Linked DNA regions of Homo sapiens: regions 2 and 3 are each linked to region 1. The links are chromatin loops, found by intact Hi-C in ENCODE. Cell type or tissue: mammary epithelial cell. All regions are shown on one strand. Region 1 has its middle 28 kb from the start of LINC00517. Region 2 overlaps MIPOL1 (mirror-image polydactyly 1). Region 3 overlaps MIPOL1 (mirror-image polydactyly 1).

The links. Peaks named below come from ENCODE experiments on the same cell type or tissue, not always from the same donor. Only the 100,000 strongest peaks of a DNase experiment are listed, where the experiment ranks them.
Region 2: it touches region 1 in a loop (12-fold over the local background); 75 of 110 quality-filtered maps call a loop at or near these places.
Region 3: a loop joins it to region 1, with 11 times the contacts of the local background. A loop is called at or near these places in 76 of 110 quality-filtered maps.

Annotation. Positions count from the first base shown.
Region 1 is chr14:37,870,613-37,878,612 of GRCh38, forward strand. No RefSeq gene overlaps it. Among named protein-coding and RNA genes, the nearest start is that of LINC00517, 28 kb to the right of the region's middle. RefSeq lists a silencer at 4,268-4,327. In mammary epithelial cell, a CTCF peak has its summit at 4,237 (motif pointing left); a DNase peak (open chromatin) is centred at 4,249; H3K27ac peaks cover 433 bases.
Region 2 is chr14:37,226,792-37,234,791 of GRCh38, forward strand. The region is part of intron 1 of MIPOL1 (mirror-image polydactyly 1); the gene reads left to right. Among named protein-coding and RNA genes, the nearest start is that of MIPOL1, 33 kb to the left of the region's middle. In mammary epithelial cell, CTCF peaks have their summits at 3,995 (motif pointing right) and 6,291 (motif pointing left); a DNase peak (open chromatin) is centred at 6,260.
Region 3 is chr14:37,241,623-37,249,622 of GRCh38, forward strand. MIPOL1 (mirror-image polydactyly 1) reads left to right here. Exons shown (of 13, transcript NM_001388067.1): 2 at 5,481-5,618; 3 at 6,207-6,285. The coding sequence starts at 6,267. Among named protein-coding and RNA genes, the nearest start is that of MIPOL1, 48 kb to the left of the region's middle. In mammary epithelial cell, a CTCF peak has its summit at 4,906 (motif pointing right); no DNase peak of the experiment used is centred here.

The DNA.
Region 1 (8,000 bases):
AACTAGAAGCCTCCTGGTATTGGTTCTGCGTCTGTTTGCTCCTTCTTCCGTGTTTTTGAGATGCAGAGCTGCCTGTTTAAACACACAAAACCCATCCACACGTTGAGTTTAGATGAGACCATCCTAAGCCACAGGCTATTATTTTTCCTGCTTTGAGTATCACTACCTCACTCGCATTTGTTATCCTTAAAGAAATGGCTCCCAAGGGCGAGGGAGCAGCACTGTATCTTCCTTCCCCCCTTCTCAGCAGCCCTGCTTATTTGATAGATTGCTCCATTAAAACAAATCTATTTACTTAAAGACGGACTGCCAGACTTCCATAAACACTTGTGAGAGAAAGACAGTCCGGTTCGTTGTTCTCTGCCCAGCCATTATCCACGGTGTTTCAAGCCTTCTGTATTTTGGCCTGGAGGACAGAGACTTGGAGGTCGGTGTGGCCACATTTTCTGCAGGAGCTGTTTCTGGCACTTCGGGTGTTGCTCATTCCCTTAGCTGCAGCAGGGGAGCCAGTGTCACTTGTAGGCAAGAATACAAAGCAAACTGAAATGCTAAAGAAATAAGTTGGCAGAGCTTGTTCCACAGGCCCAATCCAACAACAACCTAGTAACCATTTAACTTTTGCCCATTTGTTTTATTTGTTGCATCATATGCTTTAAGGCAAAGTTAGCACAAACAACTCATTCATCCAGTATTTATTGAATGTCTATGATGTGCCAGGTACATCATAGGCATTGAGGCAATGAGGATATAGCATCGAACTAAATCAGACAATAATCACTGCTCTTCTGAAGCAAACATTCTAGTGGGAAAAGAAAACAATTATTAATATTGTATATTAAGTGAAAATTATGCAGTTAAACATAAAATTATAGGGCTTCACGTATTTCATAAATCTATTTGAAATAACATACAGTGTCATATCACTTTACAGTTTGTAAATAGTTTTTTATATATCAGGTGAAATGAAGGAGGTACTTTCATATGTTTCAACTTTGTTATCATTTCAGTAGCTCTGTGAGGTGGGCATTGTTTACCTTGTTTACTAATGGTGAAGCTAAGCTCAGAGTTGGTTGTATAAGCCCAGCTTTGCAGAGTCACCTCAAGCTCAGACACTCTGCCAGAGAAACTAGAACAAAACCTCAAACCATGGGTCCAATGAGCTGTATGTTTTTGAAATAATACTGGTAAAAATGTAAAGACTTTTACAAGGTTAATAGCGGTCTGACAGTCATGTGGAGGGAGACTCAAGGAGATTCATAAATTATGCTACTGTCACTTGCATCCGTCCATACTTTGCCTCTTAGGGTGTTACATACTCAAGAAATCTCCGGGAGGGGTGTGTGGTACAAGCAGTGGGAAACTAAGCGCCACACTCTGCTGCTTTGCAGTGAGATGCTGGAAAAAGACTACTGCATTTAGAGTTTCCATACCTGAGTCTCAGTTGAATCTGTGATGTGGGCTGGAGATTCCAATTATTGGGAATGTATCTGGGGCATTCTGGGGCCCATGAACTCCAGAAACAAAAAACCCCAAACTCCCTTCAGAGGCAAAGTCCTGCACTGAGGAGAAACTGCTGGGAATAGAATCCAACCTGACAATAGGAATAACAACACCAACAGAATGAGAAATTCCGGTGAGAATGGGAGAGGGAGCAGAGAAGGAACATCTCAGAAAGCCAGGATGTATTTATCTCCTTAAAAACAACAAAAGAGGTAATTCTAGAGCTATGGGCCTAGAAAAGTGATCTAGACACATCCTTCTCTCCTAAAAGTGGAGAAAAACTCATCTTTCTGAAAAATGAGCAACAGAAAAAGGATCGTGGGTGAATCGCATACAAAGTTATGCAAAAAGGAAAATAAAAAGCAGAAAATGTCTCTATTCAATGAAGAATTTAGAGAAATATGCCGAAATAGAAGACAATTATAACCAGATGTTTCAAAATAAGCTAAAAAATTTAAGAAAGTGATAGAAACTATGAAAGAACAACAGAAATAAGAATTAGAAAAAACTCGGAAATGAGAATTGGGCAAAAGGATCATTTCAATGACAACAGAATTTATAAAAAAAAAAAAACTTTTTAAAAAATTAGAAACGATAAAACTGGGAAGAAAGTAAAAGTTAATTAACACAATGAATATTGTCTTAAATAGAAGAGGGAAAAAAGAAAAAAATTTTAAAAATCAAGAAATGAAGGAAAGAAAGTGTTTGAGAGAAAGTGATACATAAAAGAACAAAGAACATCCAATATACATGCTATAGGAACCCCCAAAGGAGAAAAGCAAATAAATGAAGCACAAGAAATACTAAAATCTGTAATATGAGGAAACTTTCCTGAAATAAAAAAATGAAGTCAGGTCTCATATTAAAAGGAATGACTTGGGAAAACTGTTCCCCAGAAAACCAACACCAAGACATATTCTAGTAAACATTGGACCTAAAAGAGACAGAGAAAAAAGACACTTTGGGTATCCAGGCAAGAGGACAATTCACGTGTTAGGGAAAATAAATAAAATTTTCATCAGACCATCCAAGAGCAGTATGTTAGCCCGAGAACAACAGAATAATAATTACAATACTTAAGAAAATGTCAGCTAAGGAGTTTATATCCAGCCAAACTTACCTTCACATACACAGTTCAGACATGCTTTATGACCATGCCCAAACTTAGGAAGTGGCAATCCTATGAGTTCTTCCTGAGAAATCTACAAGAGCCTGTGACTTAGACAACCCTGATTACTGTCAAGGTGTTGGTGGAAGGGCTGGTGGGCCTTGCTGGTGGAAATGCTCCACTAAAAGGAGGAAGCAAACTAGGAGAAGGAAGGATGGTATTCAGGATGTATGGGATCCAATGCAAAACAGGTGAAAGCAAGAATAATCTGAAAGATGCCTCTATAGAAAACTGTCTTCAATAGAAGCATGTTGGAGGGTATGGGAAACTTAGTCAGATGTTTAAACAAAGCATATGAAAAAAATAAGACAATTATTAATTCCAGGACAGACAAAAAGTTGTATAAGAAATTAAATATAATCATAGTATATTACCTGACTTAATGAATAATATGTACATAGTCAAAATACAGAAACTGAATATAGATATGACTCCAGATATATTAATAAGACAAATTATGTTTAGAGAATATTGAAGGGGAAAAGATAGTATAATTGAACTGTTATCCTAATCCACTGTAGTAAAAATCAATAGCTAATGAATCAAGTAATAGGATTATATTGTATATATTATTCAGGAATATGGAGGCAAAAAATGGAGGAAAAACAGTAAAAGAGTTTGAAGACATTGTTTCTGGGGGAAAAAGATAAGGAATGTAAGAGGGATAAGGGACTGTTGTTTTGGTTATAAGACTTTTAGTCCAATCTGATTTTTTTAGACAGGGTCTAGCTCTGTCGCCCAGGCTGGAGTGCAGTGGCATGATCTTGGCTCACTGCAACCCCCGCCTCCCGGGTTCAAGTGATTCTCCTGCCTCAGCCTCCTGAGTAGCTGGGATTACAGGCACACACCACCACGCCTGGCTAATTTTTGTACTTTTAGTAGAGATGTGGTTTCACCATGTTGGCCAGGCTGGTCTCAAATTTCTGGCCTCAAGTGATCCACCCGCCTCGTCCTCCCAAAGTGCTGTTATTACGGGCGTGAGCCACCGCACCGGGCCCCTCCCTATCTGACTTTTTGTCCGAAGTGCACGTATTCTTTGATAACAAATGAAAATGATAATTAAAATAGAAAAGCCTCCACTGAGCCCTGACTTTCAAACAAAACCAACTCCCTGCCCATCACATTCCCAAAGGCCTCACCCTGGCAGGTGACCAGCCGTCTCTCCATGGTCTCTTCCAGATTCCTCGAGGTCTGAACAAGAACCACTGACGCAGAACGTGAAAACTAGAAGCGTTCATTAGCGACCACCCTTTGTTTGACTGATGAGGAAATCAAGGCTGATGGTGAGTGGCTGGCCCCAATGTACTGCTCTCTTGTTGTGTTTGACTTAGATCTTTGGTCTCCTGCCCGGGATTGGTGTTCTTTCTGCTGTCACAAAGTGCTCCCTCCAGTGAGTGTATTCGATCCATGTGAACATCTCCCTTCAGGCCGCTGGTGGTCTCAGCGCCTGCTTTTCCCCTGTCCTCTTAGGCATGCTCTGATGTGAACTATTTTGGAGCTGCCTTTGGGCTGAGTTTGGCCGGATCCAGTGCACTTTAACCTGCCCTCTGCTGCCCTCTGCTGGCGACATCTGGGCTTTGCTGTTCACCCTTTTGGGCGTGGCCCCACCACTTCCTTTCTGTGAAGAACATTCTTTGCGTCTGGGCATGATTGTGCCCTCTGACCTGTGCCAATCCATGTTGACTAGTCCCGTCTGTTACCTGGGAGCTTGTTAGGAATGCAGAACCCTAGGCCCCACTCTATATTTATTGAATCAGAATCTGCATTTTAACTAGATCCCAAGTGATTCATATGCACATTAAAGTTTGAGAAGCACTGTTCTGGGTCAAACTCAGCTACATTCAGGAAACAGTCGAGATCAATCTTTTCTACTCAGTAATTATCTTGGATCACTCTAATACCTGTTCCAGTTCTGTCACTTGGTAATGATGATTTCTGGTCCAGATGCTTTTTTCTGCCTGGACGGCTGTCTGCAATAACAGAGAACAGGAAGTGCCATACTTGGAATTCTAAATTTTAAAAATCCACTAAATTAAAAGCTGAGATGGCAGGAAGGCATAGCACGTGTATTGTGCTACAATATTTCAATCCTCCTGCATCTTTTCCCCTTTACCTCCCACAATTAATAGGAATGTCATTTTGGCTTTGAAGATAGACTAAACTTATCCTATAAGTTTAAAAAAGATCTATTTTGGTTTTGGAGGGTCTTATTTTGTTGTGACATGGTCTTGCTCTGTCACCCAGGCATGTGCCACCACATCCAGATAAATTTTAAATTTTTAGTAGAGATGTGGTCTCCTCTCCCAATGTTGCTCAGGCTGACCTTGAACCCCTGCGCTCAAGTGATCCTCCCGCTTCAGCCTCCCAAAGTGTTGGGATTCCAGGCATGAGCCACAGCACCCAGTCTCTATTTTGTTTATAAATTATAAAATCTTTTTATATAACTGCACTGGGTATTTGGGAGACATTAGTCTGCAGGGTTTTCAGAATGCTAGAAACACAACATGTTACTTAATGAAGTATTCCCCCATGTTCTCTTGCACAACTTCATTCATTCTCAGGCATTTGACTGTCAAAGGTTTACTAAACACCCACCATAGACCAGACATGTGTTTGGTTCTGAGAATTCAGGGTAGACGTGGTTCCTACTTTCATTGATATTCCAGTCTAATGTGTAAGACAGCGATTAAGCAAATTATGATTTCATAACAACTGTATCAAGAGAAACTGATGAAAGTTTAAATTGGCTTCCATGAAAAAATGACATTTAAATGGAGACTTAAAGGATATTGGAGTTGGTGAGGGGTGAGTGGGAAAGAGCAATTTAAGTCAAGAAAGTCCTGAGAGGAGCAGGAGCTGAGTGGGAGCACCAGAAAAAGGAGTGTGGCCGAGCGCAAGCTGGAGACAGTCTGTGAGGGACATTGAGGCCAAATGGGGCAGGGTTTAGTGGCACCTGGAAGTTAGCTGGTGGTTGATCTTATTGTAAGAACAATGGGAGCCACTGGAGAGTTAAACACAGGGAAAATGATGTGATAGAATTTTTTCATTCTCACCAAACTTGCTATTGTTCATGCAGGTTGAAGCTGACCCTAAGTCTCTGGGCCATGGTATCACTTATGGGCATGCCAGACTTTGGGTTGAGTGTAGGCTCTGAAACCATATCCCCCTGTTCCCAGCCGACCAGAAAAGACAACTAATTCTCTTCCTTCTGCATGCCCCAAGAACACAGAACTGTAGACTGTGGCTACCCATGTTCCATCTACTTCCTGAAAGAGGTCCTCCCCTCCACTCTCTGCCATCCAGCCCCCTCTTGCTCCAAAACTTTAGTAAATGGGTTTAATGTAGTCTGAAGTTTTTCTACAGAGTATATTTATCACCATAGCAAATGATGCTCATTCTTTGAAAACAAGCCTCTGGTGTATAAACTATAAGGATAGTTTTATCCAGGCATAAAGCAGAGAGAGTGATACCAGTTCATGCCTGGATAGAATTATTGGAAAGGGGAGTTCAAAGACAGAATTCTGCTTTGACAAGAAGAATTTCAAAATATGACTTTGCCCCCCAAAAATTTTACTTCAGAAGGGGGAACTCACACTATTTGAGAAGGAGTAGGCAGGTTGTTTAGAAACTCTGAAAATGGATTAAGTGGGCATGTTTGCTTTTATGGCTTACAGCAGAGTAGAAGAAAAATAACACTAATCTATTATTAGAAATGCAATTTGCTTTTAAATCAATTATGCAGAGACTGTGAGAAAGAGGAGTCAAAATAAACTTAGTATAAGTCAGGAAGATTTTACTCTGTAACTAGGTTTTGTTTTTTTGGGTTCTATATTTGGCTATTACTGAAAAATTGTTTATTTAGTGAAATACATTAAAGTTTTCTTAACACGCATAACTACTTTTTACATAATTAGCCCTTCTGTAGCAGTATTTCACATCTGTCTTTGCTATAAGTCCCAAGGGCAGCTGAACCCAGGCTGCAATGGGACACATTGACTGGCCACCTGAGCTTGTGGCTTGGTCTAGCAAACAGGGTCCCCAGAGATATCCCAAGAAGTCTAGAGGACCAGTCTCAGAAAACAAACCAGTGTTGGTGTGTGTTTTGTAAAAAAGTTTCTCCAAACTTACATTTAGCACTTCTCTGATCACAGCACTACCTATTGCTTCGGATTGAAGCCAAGAATCTGCTTTTGCAATTTTAGTCTGCTTCCAATATGTCAAAAGATGCTGTAAAATTCTCAGACCTGGCTGATCATATACTGATTTATACATTTCTATTTCCACCTACATAAGCACATGCCATATAACTCACCAGAGGCTTCAGGAATAAAATCACACAATGACAGGTAGTAACTCTAAGAATCCTGCACAATCAGTGAGTGTCCGAGCTCTTCTAGAACTCTCGGTGAGCCATCAATAGAGCAGGTGCAGTTGGAGGATGATTTATTCTTCAACTGAAGTCGATTCAAGTCACTTTCTAGGGAAAAAAAGTGTTGCTTCTTAGGGAGCTGTCATTTCTCTCTACATTTCCTTTTCACTCACCAATCTTGCTTGAACCAGGCTCCCTTTTAACAGTGAATGTGGAAGTAAGAATGCAGAACCCCATTCTGAGGAACAAACAGCATTTAACAGGTGAACTTGTAGAAGGAAGACCAGTATCTGGGCACCATCAAACTTAGTAGGGCATTTCTAGTGGAACAGAAATGTTTTCTTTGCGGACAGATATCTAAGGGCTCTCACACTTTCATTTCTTGGGAAGATAATAAATGCAGTAAAATATGTTGTTTGCTTTAGATATTCTGGATGCCTTTTCCTGTGGGATTTCTTCATGTGCCTTTTTTGTGCTGTTTTGTGTTTCTGTGAACAAGAAAGAAATGTGTTTCTCTTATGGCTAGTGGCAAAAGTAAGCCAGGCTGGAGGTTTTTTCATTTACTGTAAACTGTAACTTCCTTACAGCAAGGTGCTTAGTATTGGGGGATGGAGTTTACAGAATGAATACAGTTGAGTGAGGTTAGAAAGAAAATCAGAGACAAAGAAAGTGGCTATATTGAGGATGTTTAAAATGTTCTATTTTCTGCAGAGCCACGTATAACAAACTGACCTCTGAGAGCCATATTCACAAGCTCATTAAAAGCCCAGAGCTAGAAAAAACCTCCAGATGTATGGCCTATTTCTCACTCCATCCTTGCCATGGTTGGGCTTAGGAACTTTGACTACCCTGGTGAAGAAGGAGAGAAAAAGAAGTGGGAGGGAGAGAATCATTTCAAATGAAAGGTTTAAATTTGAAGTGACTGGGTAAACTTAAGTGAAAATAAAGACTCTAAAGCTAAGC
Region 2 (8,000 bases), 640 kb before region 1:
AGATCCTATTTCAAAAAAAAAGGGAAAGTGTTTTACCTTTCAGCTAACATGCTGGCTTAGGACTCCTTTCTGGGTAGTGTGAGAAATACTCCTTGGGAGTTTGGAGATAAGATTTTTGGCAGCTTCCTGATTATTAAGAATTCAGTGTCCAGTTAATTCTTGACTGTGATGCTGCCTCTTTTGAATTTGTTTTGTAAGAAGCTGAAAATGTCTCTGAATATATGAGGTGCTGTGAGAGCTAGGGAACTCATAAGGCATATGTATTAGTTTCCTACTGCTGCTGTAACAGCTGTAAAAAATCACTAATTGGGTGGCTTAAAACAACACAAATTTATTATCTTACGGTTCTGGAGGTCAGTAATGTGAAATAATTTTCACTGGGCTAAAATGAAAATGGCAGTAGGGCTGGGGATTTTTAGCATCTCTTAGGGAGAATCTATTTCTTGCCTTTTCCTGCTTCTTAGAGACTGCTTGCTGTTCAAATGAAATGGTGCATTTCCCCCAAAGAGGTGATCAATTAACACTGTATAGTCTATTCATGTATTCAATAATTTGAATTTTTTTAAGTGTAGTTAATTATTTAACCTATACAGAGTCATTGTATACTATCTCTCCTCATATCTGGGGTTTGGAAATGGTGGTGCAGCAGAACAGAGACACATCCAAGGTCTAAAACATGAAGTGTGTGGTGTGTGTGTTTGTGTGTGTGTATGTGTGTGTGTATTTTCACAAGTGGAAGTGGGGTGAGCTGGAGGTTATTGAGTCTCAGGCACCACAGAATCACTGTTGACATTTGTTGTTATTGCAACAAGGAACTCCTTTAGTCAGCATTGAGGGAAGTAGGCTGGCAATCTCTTTAAGTTGTGTACCAGGATAGGAGAGACTATCTTGCACTTATAACACCCAAATAATTTTTGGTGTTTCACTCATACAGAGTTTGGCTTAGAGATTAAAGCTCCTTCTATCTTGTGATGCCACCATCGCAAGGTTCTCAAGGTTGTTGTGGGAGAAGAGAAGGCTAAAGGAGCTCATAGAATGCCTTTAATGGTAAGTCCTGAAATTCGCTTGTATCACATCTGCCCACACTACTTTGTCTACAATTCAAGTGACCAAAATATAAATAAGGCTAGGAAATATGATTTTCCTGCACATTTAATAGGAACTGCTATGGTTATAATCCAACTAGGATGGGGATTTGGAAAGGGATAGAGTAGAAGAGGAAATGATGGTTAGATCTCATCTCTTTTCATTACTCCAGCAAGATTTTTACCCTGCCTTGACAGTACCATTTGGCACTTGCTGCTTGGGCTATTGCTGTGGATTTCTGTATTGGTGGGACAGACAATGATTGACCTAAGGCAACATCAGGGACTTAAGAACCATACACATTACACATTTTTCTCTCACCTATTCTTTCAGCATCACCAGTGTCTACCTTTCACCTGAGGTGGCCCCCAACCCTATTTCAAGACAGTTGACACAGATTTCTTGAAGTTTTTGGTTGGTTCCTCAGGTCAATGATTTCTTTCTTTTCTTTTTTTTTTTTTTTTTTTTTAGTAGTTCCAGGTGGATTTTGGGGAAGAGAACTGACAGCCTTTTGCAGTTCATTGTCTTAAGGGGAACTGGACACCTTCCTGACTTCTGATTAAAACATTTTTAGGACAAAAACTCCAACCTTACCTTACCTAAAAAACCGTTTAGTTTCTTGTCCTCGTAAATAGAACAAACAGTTTATTGCTAGGGTCTAGGGATGATGGTAGTGACATGATGGCACCATGACCCAGAGAATAGCAGAAAACTTTGTATTGGGTTACCTATGAAATGTAGTTCTTTCTTTAGGAAGCAAATTATCTTTCTTTCAACCACTGATACTATCTTTATCTTCTCTCTTCAGGTTGGGTTAAAGGTCTGAAACAATAATTAAAAAATCAACTTATCAAAAATACTTTGCTTCACATTTTTCGTGTGTAATTAGTGTTGCAAGGCACCCAAAAGAAGAAATACTGAAAACAATTTGTGGCCAGGCACAGTGGCTCATACTTGTAATCCCAGCACTTTGGGAGGACAAGGCGGGAGAATTGCTTGAGGCCAGGAGTTTGAGACCAGCCTTGTCAGCATAGTGAGACCCTGTCTCTAAATAAATGAATAGATTTGATTTGGTAAAATAAGTATCCTGACCAATAAAGAAAAGTTAATAGATTGAAAATGGTAAAGTTTCTAAAATAAGTCAACAATTTCATCAAACATCTTTACTGTATATAGCTTATTTAAACATATATATACTTTTCTAGGTATTGTGCAAAACAGGCACTAGAGACATGAATGAGTGCATTGTTAAATTTATAAATATTATTAAAAGATTAATTTGTGTGTGTATGTGTTTGAGACGGGGTCTCACTCTGTTGCCCAGGCTAGACTGCAGTGGTGTGATCTCAGCTCACTGTAACCTCCTCCCTGGCTCAAGTGATCTCTTACTGCAGCCCCCAAGTAGCTGGGACTACATGCGTGTGCTACCACACCCAGCTAGTATTTTTTGTAGAGACGAGATTTTGCCATATTGCTTATGCTGGTCTCAAACTCCTGGATTCAAGTGATCTATCTGCCTTTGGCCTCCTAGAGTGCTGGGATTACAGGTGTGAGCCACTGCACCCAGCCAAGCCCATTATTCATTTTTGCCACTAAGACTAAACTAACCAAAAAACAAAACAAAACCCAAAAAGCCCATTGGTTATATGAATTAACATTACAGAGTAGCAGACCAATTAACATTATTAAATTAAGTCAACAACATGAAGAGATATATACTTAAATTCCATATTGAGTTTATGCAGCGATGTAGAAATAAAACTATTAGGAGGAAAAATCTGTTACGGTCACTACTGATTATATACCTCTTTATGCTGGTGATTGATTTTAGGGGCTTTTATTAAATTAAATTTACATACTTTTTGTCATGATTCAAAAATGGGGTTTGACTCAAAGTTTAGTTACATTAAGGATTAAAATATTTTTACATTAAAACTATATATGTTACAAAAAGACTGCATGGTCTCATTTATATGTAGAATCTAAAAAAGTTGGATTTAGAAATAGGAAGATGATGGTTATCAGGGGCTAAAGGTTGGGGATGGGAGTGATTGGGGAGATGTTGGTCAAAGGAGACAAAATTTCGGTTTGACAGGAGGAATAAGTTCAAGAGAGCTATTGTAAAACATGGTGACTACAGTTAATAACAATGTATTATATTCTTAAAAATTGCTAAGAGAGTAGATTTTGTGTTTTCACCACAAAAAAGACATGTGAGATAATGCATATGTTAATTAGCTTGATGCACCCATTCCACAATGTATATTTCAAAACAACATGTTGTGCATAAATATGTACAATTGTGACTTGTCAAGATACATAAATATGCATTTAAAAATCATTATTAAGAGGTGAATTTTGATAATCTTAAACCTGCTCTAACAGGACTAAAAATTTTCACCGAATTTTTAAGAAATAAAAAAAGTTTTGCTATGTTATTTATTAATAGGAAAAGGTCAACAAAGTGTTGAGAAACGCTGCTTCTGCTTTTGTATATGTCTCTAGCTGTTTGTTATTGTGACCAGTGGAACTTTGAAGAGAGTTTTACAGTGATGCTTGCAGGGTGTTGCTCCATATCTCTATCTTGTGGAGTAGCTTTGTATATTTTATCATCTTCCTTAAAGGGACAGCGTGAATACTAAGTTTTTCCTTGGAGAAATCAGCTGCCACTTTTCTTTTTCCTATGGGAAAATTTTATAAGATGTTGAAGAAATCCCAAGTATTCATAAATATTACTTATCAAATGAGAAATTTTGGTCAGAATCTTGGTTAGGAAAAATGTGGGTAATTACATGTTATAGATGAAAAGCTGGGTTTTCTAAAAGTCAGTTTTGTTAGGTTTACTGCAAAATTAATAAAAAGGACTGATATATAAGCTTTGCAAAGTGAGTCTATTTCTCCAGTAGGTGGCGCTGTATACTAATGATATTGTGCTACTGCATGGCAAACAAGGGAATGCAGCCGATGAGATAATAATATTAAACTTAAGTAAACCAATATGTAGTACAATTCAATATTTTACCTATTCATTATGTAACTAGAGGCAAAATATAATTTTATTCCATATATCTCTATCTATCTATCTATATGTTATTTTCCGGTTATCTGTGGAGAATGTGTACAGTTGATTGGTGGAGTTAGTGAGTTTTTATTGGTCTGTCCTTACACTTTGAGTCAGTACTCTAATGACCAAGAAAATGTAAAAGATTTTATTAGTATTATTATTATTATTTTTGAGACAAGGTCTTGCTGTATCGCCCAGGCTGGAGTGCAGTGGTGTGATCACTGCAGCCTCAAACTCCTGGTTTCAAGCGATCCTCCCACCTTAGCCTCTGGAGTAATTAGGACTACAGGCACTCACCACCATGCCCAGCTAATGTTTTTATTTTTCATAGAGATGGATTCTCCCTGTGTTTCCCAGGCTGGTCTCAAACTCCTGGCCTCAAGCAGGACTCCTGCTTTGGCCTTCCAAAGTGCTGGGATTACAGGCATGAGCCACTGTGCCCAGCTAATATTTTCAATATACAGTTGAAATTATTTTAAATGGCTTGCACTCAATGATTTGCCAAAATAATGGAAGTTCTGCATTCCCACTGATATTAACATACTGACTGATTTCTATGGTGTGCTTGATACTAAGGCTAATAGATGAATGTCTTGTAGATACTTCTGCATTTACCAGTTGATTTCTCTACTTAAAAAGTAGTATCAGGTGTGTTTGTTCTCAAACCTGTTTATGCTAATTGTATCTGTGATCATAATTATATAATTATATTAAAGTAAGCTAATGGAAATTTCATTATAAAAAGCATTCTCTCTAGGAAAACTAAGATGAATGTTTTGGAACAATCAGTAAAGGTTAATCACTAAAAAAAAATTACTATCAAAGAGGTGTGAGAAAACTGAATAAAAGCCCTACAGGCCGGGAGTAGTGGCTCGCACCTGTTATCCTAGCACTTTAGGAGGCTGAGGTGGGAGCCTCGTTTGAGGCCAGGAGTTAAAGAACAGCCTGGGCAACATAGGGAGATCGTATCTCTACAAAAAATTTTACAAAAGTAGCCGGATATGGTGGTATGTGCCTGTAGTCTAAGCTACTCAGGAGGCTGAGGTGGGAGGATCACTTGAGCCCAGGAATTTGAGGCTGCAGTGAGCTATGACCACACCACTGCACTCCAGCCTGGATGACAGAGCCAAACACTGTCTCTAAAAAAAATTAAAATAAAAAATAAAAAATATTTTATTATTGTTTGGCATATAAATCATGCTTGACTTCTGCAGTGTACCTAATGTATACTGTTTTATAGTATACAATGTTATAAAGACACACTGTGAATACAAGTAATACCTAGAAAATAGAAGTTATAAAAGAAGTTACTAATTGAAGAATTATCACTCAGCTAATAAATTTTATACATCAGGGTTTATAAGGAGTTTTGGTTAAGGTATAGATCAGCTTAACTGTTTTCTTCACAGTGTACTCTCTGTCCCTTATTAGTATCTTGCTACACATGTTCAGTCATCTTTTTATAATTTGTCTCACATTTTTTCTCAATATTTTATATAAAAGGAGAAACATACTAGTATTCCAATGATCACCAGGACTTGAGCCATCCAATGGGAAAATGGAAATTGCAACTATATCTCTTCACAAGTCTTCTAATGTCATCTTACCCTTCTGACTATTCTTTTTCCTCTTCTGTCAACACATACTTGTACCTTTTAATATCCTCTTACCATTTTGACTATTATTTGTTCTTCTCTTTCAGCAATACTTGTACCTTTTTATAGTATTGATGGAGGCATTTACTTGCATGTGTCACTTTTCTAAGACCAAATTCACTTTTTTTCCTCAATTTTTCATAAGTATCATGTCAGTTGGGGCCTTTAAATCAGCCTGCCAACATATTTTCTAATTCTGGAGATCAAGCAAATTTGATTTTCATTTACTTCTTTTAATGAACCTGCAATCCCATTGCTATATCATGCTGCCAAGGCAGAAAGATTAAAATCTGGCCACTCTAAAATTCCCAGATTATACAGTGATTAAACTATTCAGTAGTCATCCTAAGTGAGTATATAAGTCTTCTCCAGTGTAGCTGAGGTGTATACTGTTTCATCAGCTTAGTGAGGCATCCACTCCATGCATGTATGGCTTCATCTTTTTAAATTGATGCCAGTCTTGACCAGTCTTTTGGAAGAGAGCACCCTCTAGTGTCACTATTTGGGGTAACACGTGTATTTTATTGTGATGAAATGCTACTGAAAACACCATTTGGGCTTGATTCAGTAATTCAATACTCCCTAAAATTTCCAGTCATTCTTTGATTGTTGGGGCCAGTGTTTGTAATACAGACACTACAAAGGTTAGGTTAACATCAGGTACTTGTGGCCTGAGTGCAATTTAAATATAAATTGGCCCCAAGAAGAAGTCAGTTGGCTGTATTTAACTTTCATATTTTTTCAGAAACCTTTAACTTTTTCAAAAAGTTTATTCTATATGTGGAGGCTTCAAAAAGTTTATGGAAAAATGGAATTAAAAGATAAAAAATATAAACTTTATTTCTCAACATAAGTGTCATCAAGTTCAGGACACTTTTGTTGGTAATGATACCAGCCATTTAGTCCATCCCTAAAGAACTGAGGGTCCTAGGAATTTAACCATGTCAGTGCGGTCATTTTTACATCATTAGCTGACGAAAAATGAATGCCTTTTACAGATTTTTTAAGATTAGGAAACACAAAGAAGTCAGAAGGAGCCAAATCAGGACTATAAGGTGAATACTTAATGATTTCCCATCAGAACTCTCACAAAATTGCCCTTGTTTGATGAGAGGAATGAGCAGGAGCATTGCTGTGGGGGAGGAGGCCTCTCTGGTGAAGCTTTTCTAGGCATTTTTCTGCTAAAGCTTTAGCTAACTTTCTCAAAACACTTTCATAATAAGCAGATGTTATCATTCTTTGGCCTTCTAGAAAGTCAACAATCAAAATGCCTCGAACATCTTAAAAAACTGTTGCCATGGCCTTTGCTCTTGACCAGTCCACTTTTGCTTTGACTGGACCACTTTCACTTTTTGGTAGCCATTGCTTTGGTTGGACTTGGTCTTCAGGATCATACTGGTATAAAACCATGTTTATCTCTGTTACAGTCTTCAAAGAAATGCTTCAGGATCTTGATCCTACTTATTTAAAATTTCCATTGAAAGCTCTGCTGTTGTCTGCAGCTGATCTGGGTACAATGGTTTTGGCACCCATCGGGTAGAAAGTTTGCTCAGGTTTATTCTTCAATCAGAATTGTGTAAGCTGATTCCATTGAGACGTCTGTGGTGTTAGTTATTGTTTCTGCTGTTAATCATTGGTCCTGTTCAGTTAGGGCATGGTCACGACAATTTTTTTTTTTCTTGAAAATAGAGGTGAACAATCTGCTGCAGTGAGCTTCATCTTCAATATTGTCTGGTCCCTTCTTTTTTTCTTTTCTTTTCTTTTCTTTTTTTTTTTTTCAGGTGGGATCTTGCTGTATTGCCCTGGCTGGCCTCGAACTCCTAGGCTCAAGTGATCCACCCACCTTGGCATCTCAACGTGCTGGTATTACAGGCATGAGCCACCATGCTTTGCCTTAATTTTTAATTTTTAAATTTTTTGTAGAGATGAGGTCTGGCTATGTTACCCAGGCAGCTCTTTAACTCCTGGCCTCAAGTAATTCTCCTGTCTTAGCCTCCCAGAGTGCTGGTATTACAGGCATGAGGCACCACACCTGGACCCAAACCTTTAATTTAATTCCTGACAGTTGCTTTTGTTAAAGTGTTAGCAAAGCCTAAAATATAGTAGGCTTCCATTCTAGTTACTACTCATTTATTGGTCCCTGCAGTACTGATAGAGGTCTAATGTGGTCCACTTAGCTGAATTCTTTTTTTTTT
Region 3 (8,000 bases), 630 kb before region 1:
CCTTCAATGATGGGATGTAATTAGTCTTTTTTCATGGTAATTTTTTGAACACTGAAGCATAAAGGGGAACTATCTGTGATAGACATAAAATGTAATAATACAAAACAATTTATTTTCATTATAAATTTTTTAAACTTTAGAACCCTGAATTTAGACTCCTGAATTCTGAGACAATTGTAAATAGTCCCTAACTGAACTAAGAAATGTGATTTTTAGAAACATTTGTTTAATTCTCAGAAACTCTTTCTTACATTTTGAACTTCTCTATTCCAAGACATTCTTGCCATATGTATTAGTTTATTTTGAACTTTTTAGTCTAGTTAATCCAAGCAAACACGCCAGCAAGCAAGCAGTCAATCAATCATAACAAAGTATAATTATAAAAGATTAATTAGGCAATAATAGTTTTTTCAAAGTTTCAAGGGTGTCATGAAGATCACTGTCTTTCTATTCATTTTGGGCCTCTCGGTGGTAATGTAATGTCCTTCAAGGTTTCCTATTAAATTCCATATTATTTGTAAATATTTAATTATTAAATTAGAAGTAATACATGCACCCAATTAAAAAACCAAATTATACCTATAAATATAAAATGAAATATAAATGTTTCTTTCCCTCATTCTCTCTGTCTCCCCACCCCAACTCATAGGCCCTTTCTTCAGACTAACCACTGGTAATAGTTTCTTATGTATACTTCTGTAAAAAAATAATGTGCCTATTCAAGCATGTATATATATGTGAGTATAATTTTTCTGTTTTTAATTTATCCATACTTTGTGCCTGTATTGTTTTGACCGAGGATATATTTGTATAGGAAATCTATTTGTCTTATTCACCATTTTATATCTAACTCCTATAATATTGTCTGGCTCATAGTATACACATAGTATATATAGATCTCTTGCATTTATGATATAAACCATATAGGTTTTCCATATGGTTGAGCCACATTTTATTTATACCAGTTCTCTATTGACGGACATTTATGTTAGTTCTAGTTTCTTGCTAGTCATGTCCCTCCACCTGTCCATCCACCTGTCTGTTCATCAAATGTTTACTGAGTCCATATTTTATGCCAGATACTCTTCTAAGGATAGAGAGATGGGGGAGAAAAATCAAGGGCCCTGTTTACATGTAAGTTACTGAGATATATCAAAAACAATGAAATAAAATCTAAACAGATCAGTTTCATGAAGGCAGTAGTGCAGGTAATGTGATGAGAAAAGAGTTTCTACTTTAGATGGGATGGCCAGGCAAAACCTTTATTAAGAGATGACTTTTGAGCAAGGCGTGCATAATGAGAGAAATGGCTTAGAGATCTAGAAGAGAGAATTCTAGGCATAGAGTATAATAGCAAGATAAAAGCTCTGAGGCAAGAATAAGCTTGGTGTGTTCGAAGAACAGAAAGAAGACCAGCATGACTGGAGCATAAGTATTTGTTCTTACAAATAAAAACTGCTGTAATGAATATCTTTGTACATAAAAATATCTTACATATTTTTGTAAATATTTTTAGTAATGGAACTGTGGGGTCAAATAATTTAAATATATGCCTTTTAAATTTGTATAGCTGTGGTACAGGGCCACTATTATCCCTTATCCTTTCTTCCTGAACCTCTTCTTGCTTTTCATAGCTCTGAGGAACTTGAGTTATCTGGAGCTTGGTAAGCAGTAGGCACACTGGGTGAAAGAGATTCTTTTGGGAAGAGAACGTGTCAGGGGCTATAAATGTTTGAGTCTTTTGTATAATAAGATGAAAATCCAATAGTAAGACATGTGCTTATATTGTGTTGTGTGATAAAATATTTGGCTCTCTGAAATAGCGTGCTTTCCTTTTTATGAAACTATTTTAATGCAGAAATTATCAACATTTCTCAAGCTAGAAAATACAAAATTCAGAGTTTTTCTAAAATTACAGTTGGATAAAATGAAGTATTGTAAATGATCTCTAGTTTGATACTTGGATTCAATTTACACAAATTTGTGATTAAGCTAAGAAAATATGAAAAATATGGCATAAACCAAAGTCAGCTGAAAACGTTTGCTAAAGTGTGGCTTTTGTGGAGGAAGGTAGGAAGAGCATCTCCTATTTAAAATGTTTTTTAAAATCCTGGATACTGTTACATTGGGGAATGAAATCCCATTTTTAAATGCTTCTCTGTCAAAAAGGCATTATTTAATTTTAAAGGGTAAATGTCAGAATTACTTACAATTTTTTAGGCAGATTAGAAATTTCAGACTGGTCAAAGAACAAATTTTGTTTCATGAAGTGTTTTAATGCTGAGTAAATAGGAGAGTCAAGTCACATTTGAGAGCATAGGGATATTTGTTTAAATTTTTTCAACCTTCTTTTTTTTGGTGAGTGCATGTAGGAAACTTTATCAGATATATTGAGATTCCTATGTACCTAGAGAGAGAGAAGGGTGTGCAGTTTGCTTAATTATTATTTATTTTTCTTTTCTTCCATGTAAGACTCACTTCCTTTTTTTTTTTTTTTTTTTTTTTTTTTTTTTTGTGAGACAGGGTCTCACTCTGTCACCAGGATGGAGTGCAGTGGCACAATCTTGACTCACTGCAGTCTCCGCCTCTCGGGTTCAAGCAATTCTCCTGCCTCAGCCTCCCGAGTAGCTGGGGACTACAGGTGCACACCACCAAGCCAGGCTAATTTTTTTTTATTTTTAGTAGAGACGGGGTTTCACCATGTTGGCCAGGATGGTCTTGATCGCCTGACCTTGTGATCCGCCAGCCTTGGCCTCCCAAAGTGCTGGGATTACAGGCGTGAGCCACCATGCCCCGCCACTTCCTTTTTTATATACTGAAAATTTTTCAGAATTAAAAATAGCTTGGAGGAATGAGGCTAGGAATTTATTATGGAGAATATTTTAACAGCTGCTCATATATCCTCTGTTGGTTATAGTAGAGTTTTTTTTTTTTAAATAGGTGATTTTTTCCATCACAACTTATAAACAAACTTTAGTTGCAAATTGATTTTACTTTGCTTCTTGAACCTGGTGTAGATTAGTAATAACGTAATCTTTATATGTTTTGTCTTTAATGTAATGTTAGCATTTGGATTAAGAAACCCAATTTATCTGATTGTCTACTGTAAAATCATCCCACTAGTTTTAATGTGAATATATAATTTTTGACTGAAAACAAATTCTTGATATCAAATCTTTAAGGTAAGGACAGAAATTAGTATTTTATTAGTCTTAATCCTTTGTCCTAAAAAAGAAGTATAAATATGTTGCATCTTTACAGAAATCTTCTCCTATTATATGTAGATATGTTTTAATTGTTTGAAACATTAAAACATCTAATTTTTGCTGAAGAATATGCAAATGTGCCACTAAATCTGTTTTTTAAGATTTTTCCAGTTTAATGTCTGAATCCAAATTCATAAAGAGTTGGAAAAATGAGATGTCTGAGCTATAGGATTCACAGGGATTTCATATGAAGCCTATTTAATCAGGATAACACTGTTATTAATATTCATAATGTCAGCTGGAACACAAATGACAGACTATGGGGCCTAAAAATTTTACTTGGTGAATTTATTAAAAGTAGCTTAAAAAATTAATGGAATTTAAGTAAAGTTGGTGAATATGAAAATCTTGTGTTAGCAGAAAAAAAATTCTCTATTAGAACTTTCCTTTAAGACCATTTTGCATTGATGTCTTTTGACAGATTTCATTGGTACTTAAAGAAGAAAGATGCATGAATGGTCATTTAAGAGGATTTAAACACATTGGCACATTAATTTTTACATGAATAATAAGTACTTTCCAAAAGCAATTAACTTACAGTGTACAAGATATGAATTGAAAAATAAGACTGTGACATCAAGGGCAAAGCAAATGTGCTGTACATTTTAAACTTAGTGACAGGACTTTTTAATATTTTGATTTATTTTATTTTTATGGTTTGTGCTGGTTATGACTTAGAATGTGGTTATTTTAATGCATTTAAAAGCAAATTTAAAGGACATTAATTTATTACTCTCTTCGTCTCCAAAAATATTGGTGTAGTGTTAAGCATTATCTTCTGCCAAGGACCATTTGCATTTTTTGAAGAAGTAAACATTTATTGTGCTAATTGCAATATTTTATCAGAGAAGATGTTCAAATTACAGAAAGGCAATGGGATGATACTGTTTGGGTTTAAGGCTACTAATACATATTTTTAACACAGGCTTTTTGGTTATAGCATAACTTAAGAGTATAATAAATAAGCTTCTGAAAGTTAGTTGTGAAAAGTTAAGGACCACTTGAGTAGTTAGTATATAAGTACATTTGTCCTGAATTTTAGCCTAAGAAGGTAAAATGTTGGGAATGACCTAAAACAGGATGCATTTTTGTGTAGTACTTGTTAGTCTTTACATTTTGAAATATGCCTATAATGACAGTTATGATAGTACTCAGGTTTTTGTTTTGGTTATTGAAGTTTATTAAAAAATTAATTTTAGATCATTATTTAAAGTCATAACAGTATTGAATATTTTGTTTTACATTTTCCATGCATATTTTACTACATATAAAAGCATAGTTTAGTTATTATCCATAACAGCCAAGTTACGCTTTGCCATTAAGAGAACAGAGGTGTTGACTGGCAGTCTCGTTGGGTACTAGAAGTTTCACTTGCAGTCTGCCATAAGCATTATTTTATTTCATTAAAAGTGTAGAAATCACCTATATGAAATAGATGTAGTTTGGGACTCAGAGCTTTATTGGACAAATCATTAATTATCTCAGTGTCCATAAATTATCATAATATAGGTATTAATTTAGATTTTTGTTATAAGTCATGGAATCAAATTGGTATATTGGTTATTTTGTCTAGAGGCTTTCTAAAACTTGGGTTTTGTGGAATTTTTTTGTTTGGCTCTGAGTTATTCCCTTAAATGCCCAGGAGAGGGCAGCATTTTACTACATCAGTCTTACAAAAGAATTTGCCCTGCTTAGACTGTCAATGTTTCTTGTAATTACTCCCAGTATATTTGTTGCTTGCTTATGAATTAACTTGCATTTATGGAACTAAATCATTCCAATCATTTAATTACACCTGAGGAGCTGAACTATAATTGCTTGCTTCCAACTAGGATCTGATATGGCTTGAGCAGTATTAATTTGGTGTTTACTTTTCTGAGTGCTAAAAGCATTAAAATGATTGTGCAATGGGATTACATTTTACTAATTGCTGGCATTCATTAGCTGGGTAAATGATGAGGAAGAGTGACTGTATATTGCAGAGGGATAAAATTATGGTTTTAAATAGTATATTACTAAGCACATTAAGGCCTGTAAGACATGTTTTAAAATACTCCAGAGGTTATTAAAGACTGTATTTTCTACATGTCTTGGTATATGAATCTCTTATTAAAATACTGCAATTATTATTAACCTTTTTGGGCAATATGTAGGGAAATGGCTTCATTGACTGGAACATATTTCTTTGATATTAATAACTTCCTATATTTTCAGCTAATCCAAAAGTAAATGAGAAACTTAGAAAAAGATTGCCAATTCCAAATCAACATATTTAGAGAAAATTGGAAAAGGAGAAGCTTACTACAGCTTTATTTGAGGACTTTTTAAAGAACGCTGGGTTCTATCTGTGAGGTAAATCTAATTTTATTCTCCTTAAAAGCATAAAAAAAAACTTGCATAGTGTTTTATCATGTTTACTACAAAAACAAATAAGAGAGAGGAGTATCATTAATTCCACAAGTTAGTGGTGGTCTTTATGTTTTTTAAAATTAGAGTAATATTCTTAAATTACTTTTATAAGTAAAATTTATTAAAGTAATCTATATGAATATATACACAGTAAATTCAAATCAGTAAATTTGAAATTTTTGGTATAAAATTTATGACAAATAAAGTAAAAATGTATTTTTCTTAAATGCTTAAAATTGTAGTTGAAGAAGATTTCAGTTAAATAAATTAAATGGTTCTCTACCCAAATCAGCATGAATGTCTAAAAAACTTAACCTGAACTGTATATACTAAAATACAAGTGTGAAGAAAAGAACCTTTTTCTGAGAAAAAGATTTAATTTCTCCTGTTGAAATTCTCAGTTAATTGTCCCATTGTAAATGTTTTAGAAAACCATTTATCCTGTAAATTCTCTGTTAAACAAAGGTAAGATTTAGGTGTGTTCTGATATATTGTTTTCAGTTTATTTATCTAGAGTTGGCTTTATTTTAGCTGCAAATCTTGGAGCAAAAACCAGAGACATTGCCAGAGCAAACAAGAACAGAAATACAAATGGAGAACTGGTCAAAAGGTAAGGACTTTTAAGGTATTAATACCAAGCCCCAGGTGTTGTTCTAGTTCAAGGCACTGAGTGAAGTGTGTTTGTTCTAACCAATATATTAGACAGAGGTAGACAAGTGCGCACACACACACACAAAACATGCACACAGAGACCCAGGGATTATGAAAGAGATACAAAGAAAGACACACAGAGAAAAGAGACATACACACAGAGAGAAAGGGACACACACATGCACACAGAGGAGACACAGAAAAGACATTGAGAGAGGGAGAAAAAAAAAGACACACCAGGAAATAGAAACACGCCTACATACAAAGAGACAGAGGAGACAGAATGACTGTGACAGAGATGTACAGAGCCACATTCAGAGAAAGAAAACACATAGAGAAGGAGATCCTCAGAGAAAGAGACACAGGAAGGAAGATACTTGAAGAGGGAAACACATAGAGGCACTGACACACACCTGGAGGCACACAGAAAGAGAAGCATACACAGAGACTCATAGAGAAAGAGAGATACCGCAGTAAGAGACTTGGTAAGAAAGAGACAGATGTATAGTGAGGGACAGAGAAAAAAAAGAGACACATTGAGAGTGATAGAGACACAGGCATGCGGACAGATACAGAGAAAGAGATGTACATACAGACAAGAGACACATATAGTGAAAGAGACAAGATATGGCTCTTTCAGACATATAGCGAAAGAGACAAGATACAGATATCTATATCTATATCTATATATATATCTCTCTCTCTCCTCACACAGAGAGAGAAATGCCAGAGTGAAAAAGAAAAATCCACCAGAGAAACAGACACACCTAAAGTAAGGAGAGAGAGTAGAGAGAATGAGAGACAGACATGTATATATGCAGACAGAGGAGAAAGACATAGATCAGAAGATACATACATTGAAAAATAAATTAAGACACATATATGAGACAGAGAAGAAGAGACTCACAGGTATGCACGTGTGGAGGAACACAGCCTGAGAGGCAGAGAACAGTCAGAGACAGATAGAATTGGAAAGACTGTCTGAAGACAGAGACAGACTGAGATATGGCCTGAAAAACAAATGGAAGGATGGATGGATGGATGGATGGATGGATGGATGGATGGATGGGTAGATGGATGGACGGACAGTCAGATAGATAAGAGCAGCAGACATAAGGGAGGGGGCAAGAGATATTTAAGATCTATTACAGTAAAATGTTGAAAATTTGGAATCCTTGGGAAATGATTCTTTCTGAATGTGATATTACATATATTTGAAAACTTAAACCTTTATGTACATCTTTTAAAATTTCCTCTTGTATTATAATTTAAAAAATAGGATTCTTATTAAAACACTGTGTGCATCTCTTCCTTTTTTGGTTCCCCTTCCCCCAACAGGGCTCCTGTTCAGCATAGTCCTGCCACATTTTTATCCTTTTTTGAAGGTTAAAGTCCATTTTTGAGGACCGTTCTATAATCATTGTACTGAATAAGTTAACAATTATACATTCTTTTGAGTTATAGAAAGATCTGAGTGCCTTTTTCTGATTTCTGGATTTTGTTTTTGATTTTTATACTGTTAACAAATTTTCTTGCTGTTTTTGCACCCACCATTAGTAATTTCTCTTTTTATTTGTCACTCTGGGCTGCTTATTATGAGTTTAGAATCCAGATAGCTGATGTAATTCTATATAAAACAATCATATATAATATCTGGGTAAGATAGTTCAAGGT